Regions from separate parts of the Homo sapiens genome. Here region 1 is linked to region 2. The links are chromatin contacts, found by Hi-C or POLR2A ChIA-PET in ENCODE. All regions are on one chromosome and are shown on one strand. Each heading gives the region's core, a stretch centred on a gene start or an enhancer-like site at or near the end of the contact. The rest is flanking DNA. Distances are from core to core; before and after follow the strand shown. Region 1 overlaps MBTD1 (mbt domain containing 1). Region 2 holds the start of NME1 (NME/NM23 nucleoside diphosphate kinase 1).

The links. Hi-C counts contacts between places; a loop is a spot of excess contacts on that map. ChIA-PET counts read pairs that join two places held with the same protein, here RNA polymerase II (POLR2A). Pooled maps may share reads with other maps.
Region 1: a pooled map shows a loop between it and region 2 (2.8-fold over the local background). The contact joins the enhancer-like site here to the promoter of NME1 in region 2. A Hi-C loop is called at or near these places in 2 of 50 pooled maps. POLR2A ChIA-PET finds 5 or more read pairs at or near these places in 8 of 52 experiments (BJ, H1, HEK293 and 5 more).

What each region holds. Positions count from the first base shown.
Region 1 is chr17:51,236,781-51,240,063 of GRCh38, reverse strand. The region is part of intron 2 of MBTD1 (mbt domain containing 1); the gene reads left to right. Among named protein-coding and RNA genes, the nearest start is that of MBTD1, 22 kb to the left of the region's middle. Within about 2 kb of position 1,628, at least 3 of the 41 ENCODE cell types and tissues checked have a DNase peak (open chromatin) inside an H3K27ac peak, as active enhancers do; they include OCI-LY7, where a contact is called at or near this core.
Region 2 is chr17:51,152,084-51,155,300 of GRCh38, reverse strand. It overlaps NME1 (NME/NM23 nucleoside diphosphate kinase 1), which reads right to left and starts at 1,742. Exons shown (of 5, transcript NM_000269.3): 1 at 1,639-1,742. It overlaps NME1-NME2 (NME1-NME2 readthrough), which reads right to left and starts at 1,742. Exons shown (of 9, transcript NR_037149.2): 1 at 1,639-1,742; 2 at 857-1,076. RefSeq lists enhancers at 1-75, 1,472-1,891, 1,675-2,206, 1,230-2,429.

The DNA.
Region 1 (3,283 bases), core at 379-2,878, 85 kb before region 2:
AAAGACATCAAATATAAAAAAAGATAAGGTCTCCCTCTAGATTAAAGACTAAGGCACATGACAAATGAAATATATGACCCTGGGCTGAAGAAGAAAAGAAGATCTTGTAAAGGGTGTTGTTGAGTCAGTTGACGAAACTGGAGGACGGATGGTAGATCAGATGAAAGTATTGGGTTAATGTTAAATTTCTTGAAGATGATAGCTGACCTATGATTATGTAAGAGAATATCCTTATTACTAGGAAAGGCACATTGAAGGATAAGGCAATAGTTCTCAACTGGGATTTTTTTTTTGTTTTTTTTGTTTTTTGCTTCCAGGGGACATTTGGCAATGCCTAAAGGTGTTTTTGGTTGTCACCGCTGGGGGATAAAGGCGAGTGTTACTGCCACAAATGATGCTAGACATCTTATAATGCACAGGCTAGCCTCCTACAAAAAAAGCATTTTCTGGCCCAAAGTAATATTGCCAAGGTGAAAAAACCCTGAGCTATGCTTCTACTTCTGATTTAGAGGTAAAAGGGCTTAAAGCATATAAACCATTCATTAATGGTTGAGAGGGAAAAATATACGTGTAGAGAGGAATAATTGGGAGAAAATGTTAATCATTGGTCAGTCAAGATAAAGGTTGTCTAGATGTTCTTTGTATTGTTGTAACTTATAAATTTATAAATAAAAAGTTAAGTATTTTATGGTAAAAACCTATAACCATCCTTAAAGAAAGTGATCTTATAATAAAGGACATGATCATATAATAAAGGGCAGTAATTTAAATTTAATGAATTAAGTTTTATGAAAAATAAAAAGTGTATTAGTTGATACAAATAGACATTTGCTCTTTTACTGTCTATCCCCTAAACTGTTTTTATTCAAGTTGATCCAAAAAAATTGTTTTTTTAATCTCATTGGGAAATGAGGGGCCATGTTGTTTTCACGCTTATCCAGTTCATTGACTTTTTTTTTTTTTTGAGATGGAGACTCGCTTGGTCGCCCAAGCTGGAGTGCAGTGGCATGATCTTGGCTCACTGCAACCTCCTCCTCCAAAGTTCAAGCAGTTCTCCTGCCTCTGCCTCCCGAGTAGCTGGGACTACAGACGCACATTACCACACCCAGTTAATTTTTGTATTTTTAGTAGAGACAGGGTTTTACCATGTTAGCCAGGCTGGTCTCGAACTCCTGACTTTAAGTGATCCATCCACCTCAGCCTCCCAAAGTTCTGGGATTACAGGCATGAGCCACCACACCCGGCCCACTTCATTGACTTTTATCACAAGTTTTGTTTAAATTGCTAGTGTTTATATAGTACATAAATAGTATTTACAGCTTCCCAGCCAGTCACTGTACTGTTTCCTTTCTGATACAACTTTGTTTCCTGCAGTTACTGATTGGTTCACTTTTTTCATTTAGTCAGTGTTGAAAGTGCCTGTTGCCTTTTTCCCCATGCTGCTGCAACAAGCTCCAAACACAAAGATTCATATTTTTCCTAGAATCCTTCCAGAGCCATCATCCATCTTCTTTTTCTAATACAATCTGGTTGTTCTCTAAACCCGCTATACAGCTGTAACGCTGAGACATCCCTTTATCATTGCTTTAGAAACTCTCGTTACCTCTGTGCTGTACTGAATCATGTAGTTCCTAAATCAACCGTCTTCCTCTTTCTTGGTTACTTTGATGTTATAATGAAACATATCTTCTAATCATCTCCTGAGAAAAAAGTGAACATGAGAGCTAAGTTTTTCGAAGGGGCTTCAGGGGCATATCTGAAAATACATTTTCTACCATTAGACTTGGTTGATAATTTGGCTGGCTATAGATTTTTTTAACAGCCTTATTGAAGTAAAAATTGACAAAATTAAACTGCACAGAAACATAGGTGTACGCTCATGAAACCTTCACCACAATCTAGGTAGTATAATCCTCATCTCTAAAAGTTTCCTCATGCTCCTTTATAACTCCCCTTTTCCACTCCTGGCCCCCACCCCATCCCCAGGTAATTACTGATCTGCCTTCTGTCACTATACAGCTAGTTTGCATTTGTAAAAAGAGTCATACAGTAAGACGTTTTTGGGTCTGGCTTAGGTTATCCACGCTGTGTATATCAATAATTCATTCCTTTTTGTTACCAAGAAGCAAAATGAAATCATTGTATGGACGTACCACAATTTGTGTAATCCCTTATTGATGGGCATTTAAATTGTTTCCAGTTTGGGGCTATGATGACCATTGGTGTTTATGTCTTTGTATGGGTATATGCCTTCATTTCTCGCAGATATATATGAGTGGAATGGATGGTAGGTGGTTGTTTAACTTTTTAAGAAACTGCCTGCTTTCCAACATGCTTGTACCATTTTACATTCTCATCCACAATGTATGAGAGTTCCATTTGCCACACTGACTGTAGAGGACTTTTATAAATTTTAGTCATTCTAATAGGTGTGTTACAGTATCTTGTGGTTTTAATTTGTGTTTTCTCAGTGACCGCTGATGTTGAGCATCTTTTCATGTTGTTACTTGCCATCTGTATATCTTTGAATTTCTGTTTAGATCTTTTGCCTCTTTTTATGAATTGGGTTATTTCAGTCATTGAATTTTGATACTTCTTTATGTTTCTAGATACAAACCCCTTATCAAATCTGTGATTTGCAAATATTTTTCCCAGTCTGTGCTTGTCTTATTCTCTTAAACATTGTCTTTCAAAGAGCAGAAATGCTTCATTTTGACAAAATGTAGTTTATGAAATTTTTTCTTTTTCTTTTTTTTTTTTTTTTTTTTGAGATGGAGTCTCACACCATCACCCAGGCTGGAGTGCAATGGCACGATCTTGGCTCACTGCAACCTCTGCCTCCTGGGGTTAAGCGATTCTTCCACCTCAGCCTCCCGAGTAGCTGAGATTACAGGCACCTGCCATCATGCCCAGCTAATTTTTGTATTTTTGTAGAGACAGGGTTTTATTATGTTGGCCAGACTGGTCTTGAACTACTGACCTCAGGTGATCCGCCCGCCTCGGCCTCCCAGGTGCTGGGATTACAGACGTGAGCCACCGTGCCTGGCCGAATTTTTTTTCCTTTATGGGTTATATTTTTTTTGTCATAGCTAAAAACTTCTTGCTTAACACAAGATTGTTAATATTTTTCCCAGAAGTTTTATAGAACTCTTACGTTAACTTACATTTAGGCCTATGAACTACTTTCAGTTGATTTTTATATATGATGTGAGGTATGGATCAAAGTGGTATTTTGGCATATGAATGTCTTAATTCTTCCAGCACCATTCGTTCAAAGACTATT
Region 2 (3,217 bases), core at 493-2,992:
CTGGGATTATGGCCATGAGCCACCACACCCAGCCCCATTTGATTTTTTTTTTTTTTTTTGGTATGGAGTCTTGCTCTTTCGCCCAGGATGGAGTGCAGTGGTGCGACCTTGGCTCACTGCAACCTCCACTTCCCAGGCAAGCAATTCTCCTACCTCAACCTCCTAAATAGCTGGGACTACAGGTGCGTGCCACCACACCCAGCTAATTTCTGTATTTTTTTTTACTAGAGATGGGGTTTCACCATGTTGGCCAGGCTGGTCTCCAACTCCTGACCTCAAGTAATCTGCCCACCTCAGCCTCCCAAAGTGCTGGGATTAAAGGCGTGAGCCCCATGAGCCTGGCCACCATTTGATTTAATAAGCTTCTTTTAAACATCTACTGTGTACCAAACACTGCGGTGGAACTAGGATACAGGATGTTAAAAACAAGGCACTATCTTTCTCAATAATCAAGCTTGGGAGAAACTACACTGATGAAAAGTTTTACTAATGTGAAAGTGATGTCCGGTACAAAGCAGTAAGAAATAATAGTTTGACTTAATGCCACAGCCATAGCATTAGGGGTTTTAGAGAATATATCTTTACAACCCCCTTCATTTTACAAATGAGGAAACAGGACCACAGCACCAGAATGAAGGCCAAAACCCAGCATTCCCAACCCATTAATCCATTCTTGTAATGTTATGCTACACTTTACAATGCAAAGAATATTTTGACTAGCCAATAAACGGTGGGGTGTGGGAGAACTACAGACATTAGGAATATCTGATACGGGACATCATACTGAAAGGAAGCCTAGAGAGTAACTATTCCGTCCAGATCCCTCATTTTACAGAAGACTGCGCTCATGACCTACCCTGTATCACAGCTTGAGATAGGAGGCCCCTCGCCTTGAAAGACGATCCCTAAAGTAGACAGTAGCACCATCTCTTGGCCCCATCTTCCTGTCCTTTAGTTAACCTCTTCTTACAGCATCTTAGCACTGTAGTCCAATTTTCTGTTTGTGTGTCTGCCTCCCCTGCACACCAGGCTGACTTAGTCCTGTGTAGAGACTCTATGGTACCTAGCCACAGGGCCTAGCAGTCAATAGGAGCAAAGAAAATCATTTATCACCATTCTGCAACTTCCAAAAAAAAAAAAAGAGAGAGAGACAAAGCCCAAAGACTGCGGAGAATCGCACGATGGGGTGCGGGGCAAGCATAAATTGTCCAGGAGAAAACAGGACTAAAGCGCCAGAAATACACCCTAAAAATGTCCCTCCACATCGGTCCCGGTGACACAACAGTAAGCACTCAGTGCTTGCTGAATGAATGACACACACACCCGTCATTTATTCAGCAAGCACTTACAGAGCGCCAACTCCGTGCCCGGCACTGCTCTCGACAGACACAAATAAGGCACAGCCCTGTCGTCGCGGCCTGACGAGAAAGGCGGCCACCGACAAAGGCGAGTCCACGTGGCGTGGGACGTGCGCCGACCGGTCTGCACTTGTCCACAGGCGCTCCCTGCCCCTCCTCCCATCCGATCCTCCTCGCCGCCTCTTAGAGCTGAACTCATCTCTTCACTAACTCCTCACCTAACCCACTCCCGCGACTACACTCCTTTCTTTTTCCTCTCAGGATCCCGAACACCTCTTACCCTTCCAGCTGCTTAGGTTTGAACTCCGGCTGCAGCCGCCAGCACCCGAAACGCGCCCGGGACCCACGTGGTTCGCAGCACTTGCACGCACGGAACGCTTCTGCGCAGATCCGCTGCCGGAGAGCCCATTTTGCAGAACACCGCTCGCCCACGCTTCCTCTTGGGAGTAGGCAGTCATTCTAGGGAACAACTTTCTGCAGTTTAACTTCCGGCGCTAGCTTTTTCAGACCTTTCCGGTTAGCTGCTTGCTTTCTTCTCTCCACCCCCGGGTTCTCTGACTCACTTCCTTCGTTCGCGAGCAAATTGGCTTCCCGAGAGGTGGCGCTCACACGTTGCGTGAAGTCCAAAGAGTGCCTGACCTAGAAGTAGACTTTTCGCTCCCGCTTTGTGTTTATTCACCTTTTCTAGCCTGTCAAGCAAAAAATTTTGAGTACCTACTACGTGGACGCATTATTCTAGGCCCTAGGGATAAAACAGTATGCTCTCTTGGAGCTTCTGGGAGGGATGGGAGTATAGGAAAACAAGAAGCAAATAAGCAAATTAATATGTAATAGATCGCATTTTGTAAGTGCTGTGAAGAAAAGGCCAGAGAAATCTCTGAGTAAGTGATAATAGAATAGACCTGCATGAAGTGAGGGAGCCAGCCCAGTGATTCTTCGAGAGCCAAGTATTACGGTGGACATCGAGTGGTGGAAAATGCCGTTAGAATAGAGCCAAATCTTATGTTGTGAGATGCTAATACAGATTTTGCACAAGGCATGACATCATCACTAACAAAAAAACATTCCCACTGCTCTAAGGGGAAATGAACGGGGGAAAGGTACAAAAATGGAATCAGGAGCCGTTTCAACAAATGATGCTGGAGCAATTGGACGAATATAGACCCAAAGAACCTCAACCTAAACCTCTCACCTTATACAAAATTTACTCAAAATGAATCATAGATTTAAATGTAAAACAATAAATCACTTATGGGGAAAAAAAAAGTTAAAAAAAATCCTCAGGACCTAGGGCCAGGCAAATAGTTTTTAGACGACACCAAAAGACCAATCTATACAGGGAAAAAGTTGATAAATTGGAACTTACTGAAATTTAAAACTTTTGGCCGAGCGCGGTGGCTCACGCCTGTAATCCCAGCACGCTGGAAAGCAGCGGCGGGAGGATCACTTGAGCTCAGGAATTCGAGACCAGCCCGGGCAACATAGTGAAACCCCGTCTCTACTAAACATACAAAAATGAGCCGGGCGTGGTTGCAGGCGCCTGTAGTCCCAGCTACTCGGGAGGCTGAGGCAGGAGAATCGCTTGAACCCGGGAGGCAGAGGTTGCAGTGAGCCGAGATTGCGCCAGGGCACTCCAGCCTGGGTGACAGAGCGAGACTCGGTCTCAAAAAAATAAAAAATAAATAAAATAAATAAGTAAAATTTCATTATTCTCCTGTTTTCTTTTTTTTCTTTTTGAGACCGAGTATCGCTTTGGCGCCCAGGCCGGAGCGCAGTTGCACGATGTCGGTTCATTGCAAACTCCGCCATCCGGGTTCAAGCGATTCTCGTGACTCAGCTTCCCGCGTAGCTGGGACTAC